2 separate regions of the Homo sapiens genome follow, and region 2 is linked to region 1. The links are chromatin contacts, found by Hi-C or POLR2A ChIA-PET in ENCODE. All regions are on one chromosome and are shown on one strand. The core of a region is the stretch at or near the end of the contact, and the rest is flanking DNA. Distances in the headings are between cores, read along the strand shown. Region 1 has its middle 34 kb from the start of LINC01991. Region 2 overlaps LPP (LIM domain containing preferred translocation partner in lipoma).

Evidence for each region. Hi-C counts contacts between places; a loop is a spot of excess contacts on that map. ChIA-PET counts read pairs that join two places held with the same protein, here RNA polymerase II (POLR2A). Pooled maps may share reads with other maps.
Region 2: a loop to region 1 is called in a pooled map, with 9 times the contacts of the local background. The contact joins two enhancer-like sites. A Hi-C loop is called at or near these places in 1 of 50 pooled maps. POLR2A ChIA-PET finds 5 or more read pairs at or near these places in 2 of 52 experiments (OCI-LY7 and PC-9).

Annotation. Positions count from the first base shown.
Region 1 is chr3:187,939,647-187,945,750 of GRCh38, reverse strand. No RefSeq gene overlaps it. Among named protein-coding and RNA genes, the nearest start is that of LINC01991, 34 kb to the left of the region's middle. Within about 2 kb of position 1,955, at least 3 of the 41 ENCODE cell types and tissues checked have a DNase peak (open chromatin) inside an H3K27ac peak, as active enhancers do; they include OCI-LY7, where a contact is called at or near this core.
Region 2 is chr3:188,214,819-188,220,731 of GRCh38, reverse strand. The region is part of intron 1 of LPP (LIM domain containing preferred translocation partner in lipoma); the gene reads right to left. Among named protein-coding and RNA genes, the nearest start is that of FLJ42393, 39 kb to the right of the region's middle. Within about 2 kb of position 2,850, at least 4 of the 41 ENCODE cell types and tissues checked have a DNase peak (open chromatin) inside an H3K27ac peak, as active enhancers do; they include OCI-LY7, where a contact is called at or near this core.

The DNA.
Region 1 (6,104 bases), core at 706-3,205:
GTGGGGTGGAGAAAGGACTGGCCTGGCATCCGTGGGACCAGGGTTTGTCCTCTGAATCATCTCTTGACCATGGAACATTCATTTCCCCTCTTTGGGCTTTAGCTTCCTTGTCAAATGAGAACCTGGACTAGCTGCTCCATAAGACCAATCACCATAGTTCTGTTATGCAAAATTGAGATGTTCACAGTCTCTGCTCCCCGGCATCTGCATTCTTCTTCCTTCTTGTCATGTCTACCCATCCTAATGACTAGGGTCAGTTGAGTGAGAAAAAGCCTGTAATATAGTGCTTTACATGTTTAAAGTGCTTTCATACTCACTTACCTTATTCTACCTTTACAAACAGGTCAACAGGACACACAGGTGGATGTCATAATCCCCATTTTATAGAATATAAGAATGAGTCTTAGAGATGGGGAGGGGTGCTCAGTAGAGGCAGAGCAGCACCTTTGCATTCCCTGTTCTGATTTTTTCTGCCAGTGACTCCCAGGACTGGTGGCGGTTATAGTGCTGGATTTGGTTCCCTGGACCAAAACAAAGCCCCTTCTGCTTCCTCATGATCTTTCTCCCACTGCCCATTCTCCCACTGCCCAGGTCCCAGTCACCTTAGTCCTTCTTGCTTGGCCTCCCAATAAGAGTAGGATGTGGTGGAGCTGAGTCCGGGGCAGAGCCACTTGGTGAAGTTTGACAGGGGTTGGTTTTACCCTTCTGCCACTTCCTCCTTCATCCTGTGCTAAAGTATTTCTTCAGGTTTCGCCTTTTGACCAAGCCTCCACACGAGGGTCTGGGAAACTTAGAGCTATTGTTCTGTGGGTATGCAGAGGCAGAATACTGAGAACAGAGACAGTGCACGGGGGCAACCTAGGCCAAGTGTGACAGTGAGACTTCTGAGATGCATGCTTGACTTGCTCTGATGGGTTGAAAACAAGTAATTGGGCAGAAAGTCATGCACCTGGAAGATAAAATGATAAGCTTCTAAAGTGGGGGCAGGGAGAGGTAGCACAATGCTTGCAATGAAAACAGGTGTATGCATTATTAAGCAGAATTAGTCAAGGTGAGTTGGAAGAATTTAGGCATCTCTGTTGAAACATTTTTCACACCCATCCTACTTTTCTTAACTACCACCGCCCTCTCACTTCTCATTCAGGAGGTTGCAAAAGCCTCCCAACTGGTCTCCCTGTGCCAGTCCTTTCCGGCTCCTTTCCACCCCGCAACATGGATCTCAACCTACCTGTTCAGCTGTATTCCTCAGTGCTCCCGTCTGAGCATGCAGTGCTGCAACCCAGGCAAACGACTCACTCTTCTCGTCCTGTACTTTTCCATCTCCAGCCTTTGCTAGTGTGTTTCTCCCTCTGCTTAATTCTCCTACCCTGCAAGTAGAAATCCAACCTCACTCTTTCAGGCCCACTTCAAATGCCACCTCCCCTGTGAAGTCTTTCCTAATCCTACCCTCTTCTTTCCTTCCCAGAGGAATGACCCCTCCCCCCTCAGGAGTGTATAGAACACTCGATTACTTGGCCTGCCCTTTAAGGGTTCCTATTGCCATCTACCTGGTATTTTAACTATTTCTGTGCATGTCCTATCTCCCCTACCAGACGGGGATCACCTTGCAGTCAGGAAAGGGATCACTTTCGAATTTGCATCCCTCAAAGTCTTGGCTGCTGTTTAGTTATCTGAAGAATTAATAAAGACATGAATGAAGAGTACTTGTTGGGACAGGAAAGAGAAAAGCTCTAGCATCTTAGCTTAAAACTCAAATTAAACTGGTGATGCAATTTGAGACACGTGTTGAGTGAAACGCAAATAAATATGTTCAAAGAAAGCTGGATCAGAAAGAAAAGAGCCTGGCAAGGGAGTGCAACCCAGGGGACCAAGAAAATAGGTATGAGGGAGAGGGAGACAGTAATGTTTGTTTTATGCTTGGTAACAGGAGAAGTCAACAGAAGCTGGAAGAAGCATTTTAGGGTGGGACTGAATGAATCACAGAGCTTCTATTTAACCCTTATATAGCCCCATATGTCTTCCCCAGTGTAGAAGCCGTAGGAAAGAAAAGTGTCTGCAGTATTAGTCGGCATCAAGAGTTATGATTACCTTTAGTCAGGCCAGTGAATAATTTTAACATGGGCACGGTATGATCCATGCCACTGAATGTTCACAGCCTACTTGGAAAAGACGACATGGTTCCAAGCAACCATGACAAAGTATATATTCAAATGTGCCTTCAGAATGTATAGAACACTTGCTATGGGACAGTGGAAGAGCCCACCAGTAATTCCAAATAGGAGAAGGTGGAAGCAAGCACGATGAGGGAGACTTTATGGAAAACATGATTTAGAAGCAGAGGCTTCAAGAATGGGCCCAACTTTCACCAGTCTCCGGGAGTGGTCCGTGAGAAGGAGTCACAGTACAATTCAAGCTAGAAAGGTTGCCGAGGAAGGCAAGCCTGATGGGCAGGGACAGAAGGGACTATAATGCCCAGTTGGGCAGCAATGCCAGCTCACCTTTTGGAACACTTGTGGGTATTGACCGACCTGTGTTTATGCACTAGAATGAGAAAGCTCACACTGTTTTGTGTGTGTGGTGAGTAGGAAAGGTAAGCAAAACTAGAAATTACAAAAAGCCTACTGAACAATGGAAAGCAATTCTCCCTCATCTGAACTCAGTTCCACCTGTGCAGGCGGAGTGCAGACGGTGAGTCCCTAAGGCAGGCCAGTGTTGGAAAGGGAGGCTTATCTTGGTCATTCATTGTCCCTTGGCTTAGGGAAAGTGAAGGCTAAAAGTAATGTGAGGAATGAGGGACTTTTCACTTTCAGCAGATCTTGTATATTTATTGCCTCATCTGCATAGGTAAATCAGAGTGGTCAGCAGTGCAGGGTGAGGCAGCGGTTAGCTGTGCAGCTGCATGAGGAGGCTCCAGCAGCGGCAGGGCGGGGAGTCCCCAAAGCCGCTTTTGGGACCCAGTGCCTGCGCCGTCTAGAGCTAGGTGGAAGAGAAGCGGGAAGGACAGAGGAAAGGGAAAGAGAGGCTGTGGCAGAGAGGAAAGGGCTCCTAGGTGTCATTTAGGACAATCCCTCTATTTTACACTTGGGAAAGCTGAAGTCAAGAGGTCCTTGTCCACAGTTACAGGGTCCTCAAGAATTAGTGTACGTCCTATCCCTTTGCACAACTGTGGTGGAGGAGAGGGATGGGAAAGGTAGACAACTAAAAGTGAAGAGTCCATGGGTCCTCCACAAGATATGCTGGCACGCCCTCCTAACCCGCTGTTCCCTGACGGTCAGCTTCTGTCTCTTACTTACTTACGTTTCAAATCAGTGTTCTCCAGGGCCACAGGACCTTTGGGGGAAATATGTTTTCCATCAGAAAGACATTCCTGATATCCATGAAATTTGCAAGCTTTCTTTGTAGTTATTGTTGTTTATTTTTGTTTTCCAGTTGAATGGAATCCTTTTAAATCTCTTTAATATTGCTTATGTGGGAAAATCATTCACGGTCACTTATGATTTCTGAAGGCTTTGGATGGCTAAAAAACTGATGAGCATTAAGAAATGTATGCTTGCTCCACAAATTTTACTTTACATTTTTGAAAGGATTAAACTGGATTTTATTTTCGGTTTTTAAGGTGGTTAAGCTGAGAGGCAGCTATGCTCTGTTGGGAAGAGCACTGACCTTGACCTCAGAAAACCTGTGCTCAAATGCTAGCTCTGCTATTATTGTTTGTTTGTTTTACTTTGGTCAAGTCCATTGATCTCTCTGAGCGTTAATTTCCTAATCTTTAAAATGGGGGTATTAACCTCTCCCTCATTAATTTGCTTATTTAAATTTATTTAACAGATAGTTAATGAGCTTCTATTAAGTGTCAGGTGATGTTCTTGAGACTGAGATAAAATTATAAACAAGACAGCTGAAATCCCTGCTTTCCCAGAGCTTTTAATAGAGATTAAAGGGGATAAGATGTATTGAAGAGTTTAGCACGGTACCTAGCATGGAGTAGCTGCTTAATACATTCTAACAGGGGAACTCTTGGAACACTGAGTCCCGAGACAGCTGTTTCAGTCTTAGCTGTGACATTGACTAGCTGGAATCTCTAGACACATAAATACTTTCCAGTACTTCCCCTGGGCTAGTGTGGCCTTCTTCCACATAAATGCTGGGGATCATTATTCATATAGGGTTTCCACAGACAGAGAACTACTTTGCTCAGGTGAGTCCCATTTATGTAGGGAGAAGACCAGAGTCACTGGCCCTAAACATGTCTATGGAAGGGTCCTGTCCCACGCATGGGTCAATTTTAAGATCTGGAACGAAATTTCAGTCTGTTTGTTTATTGCTTGCTTTCTCCTTATCAACCCTTCTCTGGCTACTAGTAAGCAGCTTAGCTCAAAACAAATGAAAATCTGATGAAATCTGCTCTATCCCTAGATGAACTTGCTTTCACAGGAAATGGAGGTGGGACAGTTAGTGACCAGTAATCATGGTCACTAAAACTGACACCCAACTGGGTTGGTCCATCTTAAGGGATTGGTACAACTCTTTTCCAATGATGGTATATTAAAGGGGATTTCAAAATGAAGTGGGTTTGGATCTCAGAACCACCACTGGTTAACTGAGTCCAAGTCAGTGACTGAGGGAGAATAAACACTATTTTGCTCAACCCTTTTATCTTACAGTTAAGGGAATTGTGGTCCAGAAATGTGAGGTCCCTGCCCTGGAAGAGCCATCTGCTAATTAGTGGCAGATACAGTGACATGAATTTTCATAGAAATAGTCACAGGACCCAATTAGAAGGTAAGTCTCCTGATTCCCCCTCCAATGCTTATTCCTTTGGTCCTTTCCAAGTTGGAAGTGCCACATAATACTCTTCTTTTAGAATTTGAATATCCCCCTAAACAATTTCTGAGTAAATTTGATTTCTGTTCATGACATTGACTTCAACAACCACAATTAACAGCTGAATTTAAATACCTGCAGGGATGTAAAAATGAAGCATTGGGATTTATTAAGCGGAATCTCAAATACAGAAATAAAGTCAAAACGAATATAATAAATGGAGGTAGGTTTTGTTTAAACCTAAAATAACTTTTTTTTAGACAGGGACTTTCTATGATGTCCAGGCAGGAGTGCAGTTGTTATTCCCAGGCACAATGATAGCGCTACAGCCTAGAATCCCCTGGGTTCCAAGGATCCTCTTGCCTCAGCCACTCAAGTAGCTGGGACTACAGGTGTGTGCCACAGCACCCAGCTTAGAAAGAACTTTTTGACATGCAGAGCTGTCAAGGCTGGAATGTTCTGCCTTGGAAAACAGTGAGCTCTTGGCCACTGGAGGTGACCAAGTAGATGCCAGATATTCATGAGGTAGTAGGTTGGGCTGGGTGATGTTTAAGGTCCCCCATATCTTTAATATACCCATGTGGATTTTATGAGGCCCTGGTATTTAAATAATCCCTTTTTGAACCCATTTATGCATCTGTACTACCAGCTAGTCCCTACCTCTCTTGCTTATTAAATTTACTATCTACTATGTAAAGTAGTACTTTCTTTTATTTGCTCTAAAATTAACTCTTGCAAACTTTGGGGTAAGGGGAGGTTGGGATAGTTCTGTTTTTCTGAGATTTGCTGATTAAGTGCATAGTTCCATTCTATCATGTATTGTTATATCCCTTCTCAGTCTGCTCATTTTTTGATTGAGAAAAATCTAATTTTGTTAAATCTATATTTATACCAACAAGCCTCCGTCATATTGGTGATTTGAATAGTTCTTCTCTGTCCTTCTCCCACCTCCCCAGCTCTACTAAATTTTTCTTGAAGGTCCATGAATAGAACTGCCACATTTTTTCCGAGCCCACACACTGCTTTCATGTGAATATGGGATAATGCCTTTTCTATCTGGCTTCCATACACTTTCTGATGAAACCCAGCATTCCTCTGAGCATCTCAGCTTATGCAGCCACTGGAGCTCAATTTTCTCAGAGCTAATCACAATTCCTACTCTGTCGTTATTAGCTTGTAACACTGTACAAGTCACTAATTTTCCTGTACAAGTCACTAATAATGAGGAAAGCAATACTATAAAAACTTAGGAGACTCAAAGGAAAAAAAAAAAAAGATGA
Region 2 (5,913 bases), core at 1,601-4,100, 270 kb before region 1:
CAGGACTACCACTCTGCCTTCAGTGAACTGCCAGTCCCACCCAACTCCTTGAATCAGAAGAAGCTGGTCTGGAGACAGGCTCCATCCAGCCTTTCTGCTGTCTCTTAAGCAGGAGCCAGAGGCCTACCCAGCTTGTACTCTATGTGCCTGAAGCTCAACATCACAGAGCTCACAGAGTTCTCAGCCAGGCCTGAAACCTCGTGACATGAGATTAGTAATGAGCCTGTGCTGATGTCACCACTTAGGTTGTATGGAATCCTCCTTTCCCTTAAAGGAAACTTTGTAGCAGTATCCATATGTCAAGGCCTTCAAAGATGCAATGCCCTCCCTGCCCTTGAAGAGCTCCCAGTCTAGAAGGAGAGATAAGACATCAAGTAAGGGAGGACAAGTGCCACAGAAGAAGCACAGGTAACAATGCAAATTTTCATACCACACGGTGACATGACATGAGGTGATGTCATAAAAAAAAGTCATGACAACAAAGGAAAGGAAAATTGTTGACGATTCCAGATTTACGTGACCTCACCGGGAGAATCAGACCATTTTTATACTACTCCTGTCAACATGGTGGGTTTCAGGGGGAGCACCTATTGTATCACACCCATCTGGCAGATGGGAAAACTCAGGCTCAAGCAAGTTAACTGACAGTGAGGAAGTATCACAGCCGGGATTCAAATCCATATCCCATGCTCATATGCAGCATACATTTGTACTCTATTGCCTCACAGCTAACTGTGGTTGAGTTAGCAGAACAGAGAACACAGAGATCACTTCTAATGGATGGGAGAGCAGGTGGTGATCAAGGATTATTCCCTTCCCAAGATGGCGTCTGTGCAGAAGTTTACAGGAGGATTGGGAGTTCTATGAATGAAGATTGGAGAGGTTATCTCAGGCTAAAGGAAAGGCATGTGCTAAGGCATGAAGGTGAGAAAGTGCAAGATATATCTGGGGGTTGGTAGGAAATGTGTTTGATTTAAAGATATGTAAGCAGGAGCATCAAGGACCCACATGGACCCACAGTGGACCGATGTTGGTGTCCATTTATGACAGGTCCTGGATACCAGGGGCAGGAGTTTTTACTTAATACTGTTAAGTACTAGAAAAGTAATAAATGTTTCACAGCAAAACTGTGGCATGGTTTCAGCTTTACTTGGGATTCTGTGCTCTAACAGTAGGGCTATGCAAATAGCCTTTCAGCACCTGAGCCAGGGTCAGGAATAATGCGCCCTTGGGTCCTTTCAGGTCAATATACAGAAAGACATTGTTCCCTGGCTATGACTTCAGAGGTAAGAAAATCTACACCTATTTCATAGAGCCTGACCATCATCTTAAGAGCCTCCGTGACTCATTAAATATTAAATTCCGGGCCCCGGCTAGAGCACAGGTACCCTCAATTGGTAAACACAGCATGGGGAACAGGATAGAGTCAAAGAATAAAAGGAACTGTGCTTGACCCTTGGATTCTACACTTATTAACTATGGAATTTTGAGCAACTTACTTCCTTTTATCAAGGGTGCAGTTTCTTCATTTGTAAAATGGAAACGATAATATGTATACAGCTAGGTTCTTGTGAGAACAATCAAGTTGTGAGATTAAATATGAGGACGTGTGATTCCTACACGCAGGCTAACATGTTTAGAATAAATCCCCCCCACCCCGCCCCTAAAAGCCACCATGTTGAAAGGGTAGTATAAAAACTGCCCCATCTTCCTGGTAAAGTGATCTAAATCTGGATTTGTCAACAATTTTTTCTTTCTCTGTTGAAAATTGAGCTGTATTCCCCAGGCAAGTCATTACATCTTTTTGTGCCAAATTGTTTTCATCTTTTAAATGACCCAGTAATCCCACTTTGGGCAATATACATAAGGGAATAATCCAAAAGGAAAAAAGAAGGCAATTTGTTCAAAGATGTTATTCATAGTGCTATTTCTGGCTCTTTATATATCCCCCTATTATAGCACTTATCTCACTGTGCTGTAATTATCCACTCCCCTTCCATACGCCTCCAAATTATCTTTGAATCAATCCCCAGCACCTAGCACAATGCCTGGCATACAGTAAGAACTCAATAAATGTTTGTCAACTCAATGAATAGGTAATATAAAAGAAATTTTAGAAGAAACTTGAATGAGCAATAACAAAACACTGTTTTTAAGAGATTATGCTAATTATTTGAAAACCTGGTAACTACAGACTGCAAGAGGGGCGCATGAGAAAGCCTCAGAAATGAGTTTTAGATGACTTAGTGTATGATTTCTGAGCATCTCTGGGCTTAGGCTGATTATAGTATAAGATTGCCAGGGGATACACAGGAGGATGAGGTCACAAGCTAAGTTGCTTTGGCCTGGTGGCTAGAGGATGGGGCTTGGTCAGAATTTTGGATTCTCTACCTGATTCAGCCACTACCTAACTTCTCCAAGACCTGAAAAATGAAGTATCTGCAGGAAAGCCCAGCCTGTTAAAAGGAATTACAGGGAACTGCCAAAGGGCAGCAACTGTGAATTCAAATGTAAATGAAAAAAGAGGGCTGGTAGGTGCCCTTGGACCGCAGTCCAGTCCTCAAGACAAGGAGAGGCTTTCAAACCCCAGCTCTTCTGGGCTCCCACTGAGCCTTCCAGACCCATCTCACATGGAGATTGAAGATTCCTTACCAGGGAGTTTACAGGAGACAGAAATCTCTGCATGAACAGACAACACCATGAAAAAACAACATGTTAAATACAGCCCATAAAGTCAGCATCACTCTGAACGTTCCTCATTCTTGGTGGGAAAGAATGTTTTACAAAAATACCCAGGGAGAGCAAAGGAAGCTGCACGTTCTGCAGGGCTTATTTTGGGGCGTTCCAACAGCTCTCAGCTGGGAAGCCAAAGGCAGGAAGCCACCATCCTCTGTGCACTGGCCCAAAGCTCAAGGTTAGAAACTAAATGGGAGAGGGGTGAGAAACAGATACTCTTTGGTCTTGGAACGCCAGCTGCTTATCTGGGCAACCCCCTAGGGCACCTATTTTCATTTCCCTCTGAGTATCCCAGATTCCTGCCCATTTAGCTCAGCATTTCTCTGAAGGAAATCACACTTGAGATCCTATAGACGATCACTCCCAAACATGCCCCAAACTTACCTCTCCTGCCCAACTTCTATGCCCTAGTCAAAGTTACCACCACATCACACCTGAATTACGGTAAAAGTCTAGCCTAACCTTCTTGCTTCTACCCTTGACTCCCTTTTACTATCAGGTTCCCTCCACAGCAGCTGGAAAGATGCCTGTAACACATAACCCATCACATCTGGACTCAGGTCTAAGAAGCTCAGGTCTCTCACTTACCACCACCTGCTAGACCCTATTCTTTTCTCCTGCTTCTTCCCCTGCAGCCCACATCCTGCCAGCACATCAGTCTCCTTCTGTTCCTCAAACACAAACTCCTTCCCACTTCACAGCCTTGACCTTTGCATTGACCGTCTCCACTGCCTGCAGTGCTCTTCCCCCAACTTCTACAAGGTGGCCTCCTTGTCACTCAGATCTCAGCTTAAACATAACCTCCCAGAGTCCTTCCCCACTCACTCACAGTCAGAATGCCCTTTGTGACTCCTCCCTTGGGTTACTTATCAGTCCCTCTTGTTTAAGTGTTCCTTTATCTGCCTCCTTCACACACCTGCAGCAGCGTGTAAGCACCAAGAGATCGTTGTTGTGTGTGTCTTACTCTTTGCTCTAAATCGAGTACTGGGATAATGCCCAGAACAGTGCAAGGCACCTAAGTGGAAACTCAATAAAGATTTAATAAAATTAGATGAATACATGCCACGGATGGAAGAAGCCTGACAGATTGTATAAAAGGATAGTAGCCCTGCACTGTGGCTAACATCCTGGGCTTTGGAGTCAAATACACATTGGTCACTAATGCCTTTGCCCAAGAGCTATAGCGGTTTGGACAAGCTTTCTCACTTCTTTAGGCCTTAATTTTCTCAAAAGTAAAATGGGGATAATAGCACCTGCCTTGTGGGAGTGTTGGGAGAGTTAGAGACAGGATGCTTAGTGTAAAACTCAGCACAGCCTAAATGTTCACTGTCATCAACAGTAACCTCCTCTTTCAGGTGAGAAAAGTGAGACTCAGAAAGGGGCAGGGCATTGCCCAGATGAAACATTGCATTATGAGCAGAGTTAGGTGGGGTGTGGTGGCTCATGCCTGTAATCCCATCACTTTGGGAGGCTGAAGCAGGCAGATCACCTGAGGTCAGGAGTTGAAAACCAGCCTGGTCAACATGGTGAAACCCCGTCTCTACTAAAAATACAAAAATTAGTGGGGTGTAGTGGCAAGTGCCTGTAGTCCTAGCTACTCGGGAGGCTGAGGCAGGAGAATGGCTTGAACCCATGAAGCAGAGGTTGCAGTGAGCCAAGATCACGCCCTGCACTCCAGTCTAGGCAAGAGAGTGAGACTCCATCAAAAAAAAAAAAAAAAAAGGAAGAAGAAGAAGACGAGCAGAGTCAAGTCAGAAAAATCATGGCCAGTTTTGGCCTACTATTCCACAGACTTAATAATTACTAAAATATTAGATATCATGCCACATATCTATATATTCTGCCTTGTTCCAGAAATGATCTGAGGTACCTGACAAAAGATGCTAATAGTTCATGATTTAAGTGAGAAAGTGGGTAAGGAGAGGAGAAAATAAAGCAAAGAAAGGAGAAAGGGATACAAAAAATAAGAGCTGGATGTCTCATACCATTTGCTAGAGGTGAGCTTTAAATTTAGCTATGGGCTTCCTAGAGCCCAATACAAAAGAAAGGAAGCATAGCTGCGTACAGCCCTTTGGAACACTTGCTTTATTGAAATGCCATAGCAAGGTGTAAGGAGGTGTCACCATCCAGTTGAGAAGCACCCTGATTTGTCACACTCTTGCCAATTAGAATCCAATATCTGCTTACTCCTGATCACATGCCATTCTTAGGTAAAATTAGTCTCCACTACTGACTATGTGACTTTGGGCCACTTACTTAATTAACCCTTTGAAGTCTCTGGTTGCTGTTCTTCTATAACATGGAGGTTAAAAAATAGTACCTAAATGGATAGACAAAATGTGGTATATTCATTACCACAGAATATAATTCACCCTTAAAAAGGAGAAATTCTGACCCATGCTACAACATGGATGAACCTTAAGGACACTACGCTTAGTGAAATAAGCCAGTCACAAAAAGACAAATACGGTATGATTCCACTTAGATACAGAACCTAGAGTAGTCACATTCATAGAGAAAGAAAGTAGAATGGAGGATGCCAGGGGCTGGAGGAGAGGAAAATGGGTAGCTGTTGCTTATAGGTACAAAGTTTCAGATTGCAAGATGAAAGAGGCCTGGAGACTGATTACACAGCAATATGAATGTATTTAACACTGCTGAACTGTACTCTTTTTTTTTTTTCTTTTTCTGAGACAGGGTCTCGATCTGTCATCCAGGTTAAAGTGCAGTGGGGCAATCTTGGCTCACTGCAACCTCCACTCCCTGGATTCAAGCAATCCTCCCATCCCCACCTTCTGAGTAGCTGGGACCACAGGTGCATGCAACCAGGCCCAGCTAATGTTTGTATTTTTAGTAGAGGTGGGGATTCATCACGTTGGCCAAGCTGGACTTGAATTCCTGGGCTCAAGTGATCTGCCCACCTCGGCCTCTCAAAGTGCTGGGATTACAGGCGTGAGCCACCATGCCCAGGCTTGAACTGTACTCTTAAAAACCATCAAGATGGCAAATTTTATATGTATTACACCAAAATTAAAAATAATATTTTAAAAAATAGTTCCTACTCAAAGGCAGCTATAGTGCCACAATAATTTAGGTAAAGTGTTTAGCCCTGTGCTTGGCACCCATTAAGCAACCAATGCTTGTCAGCTGTCCTTATTCAGAGTATTAGTATTCATA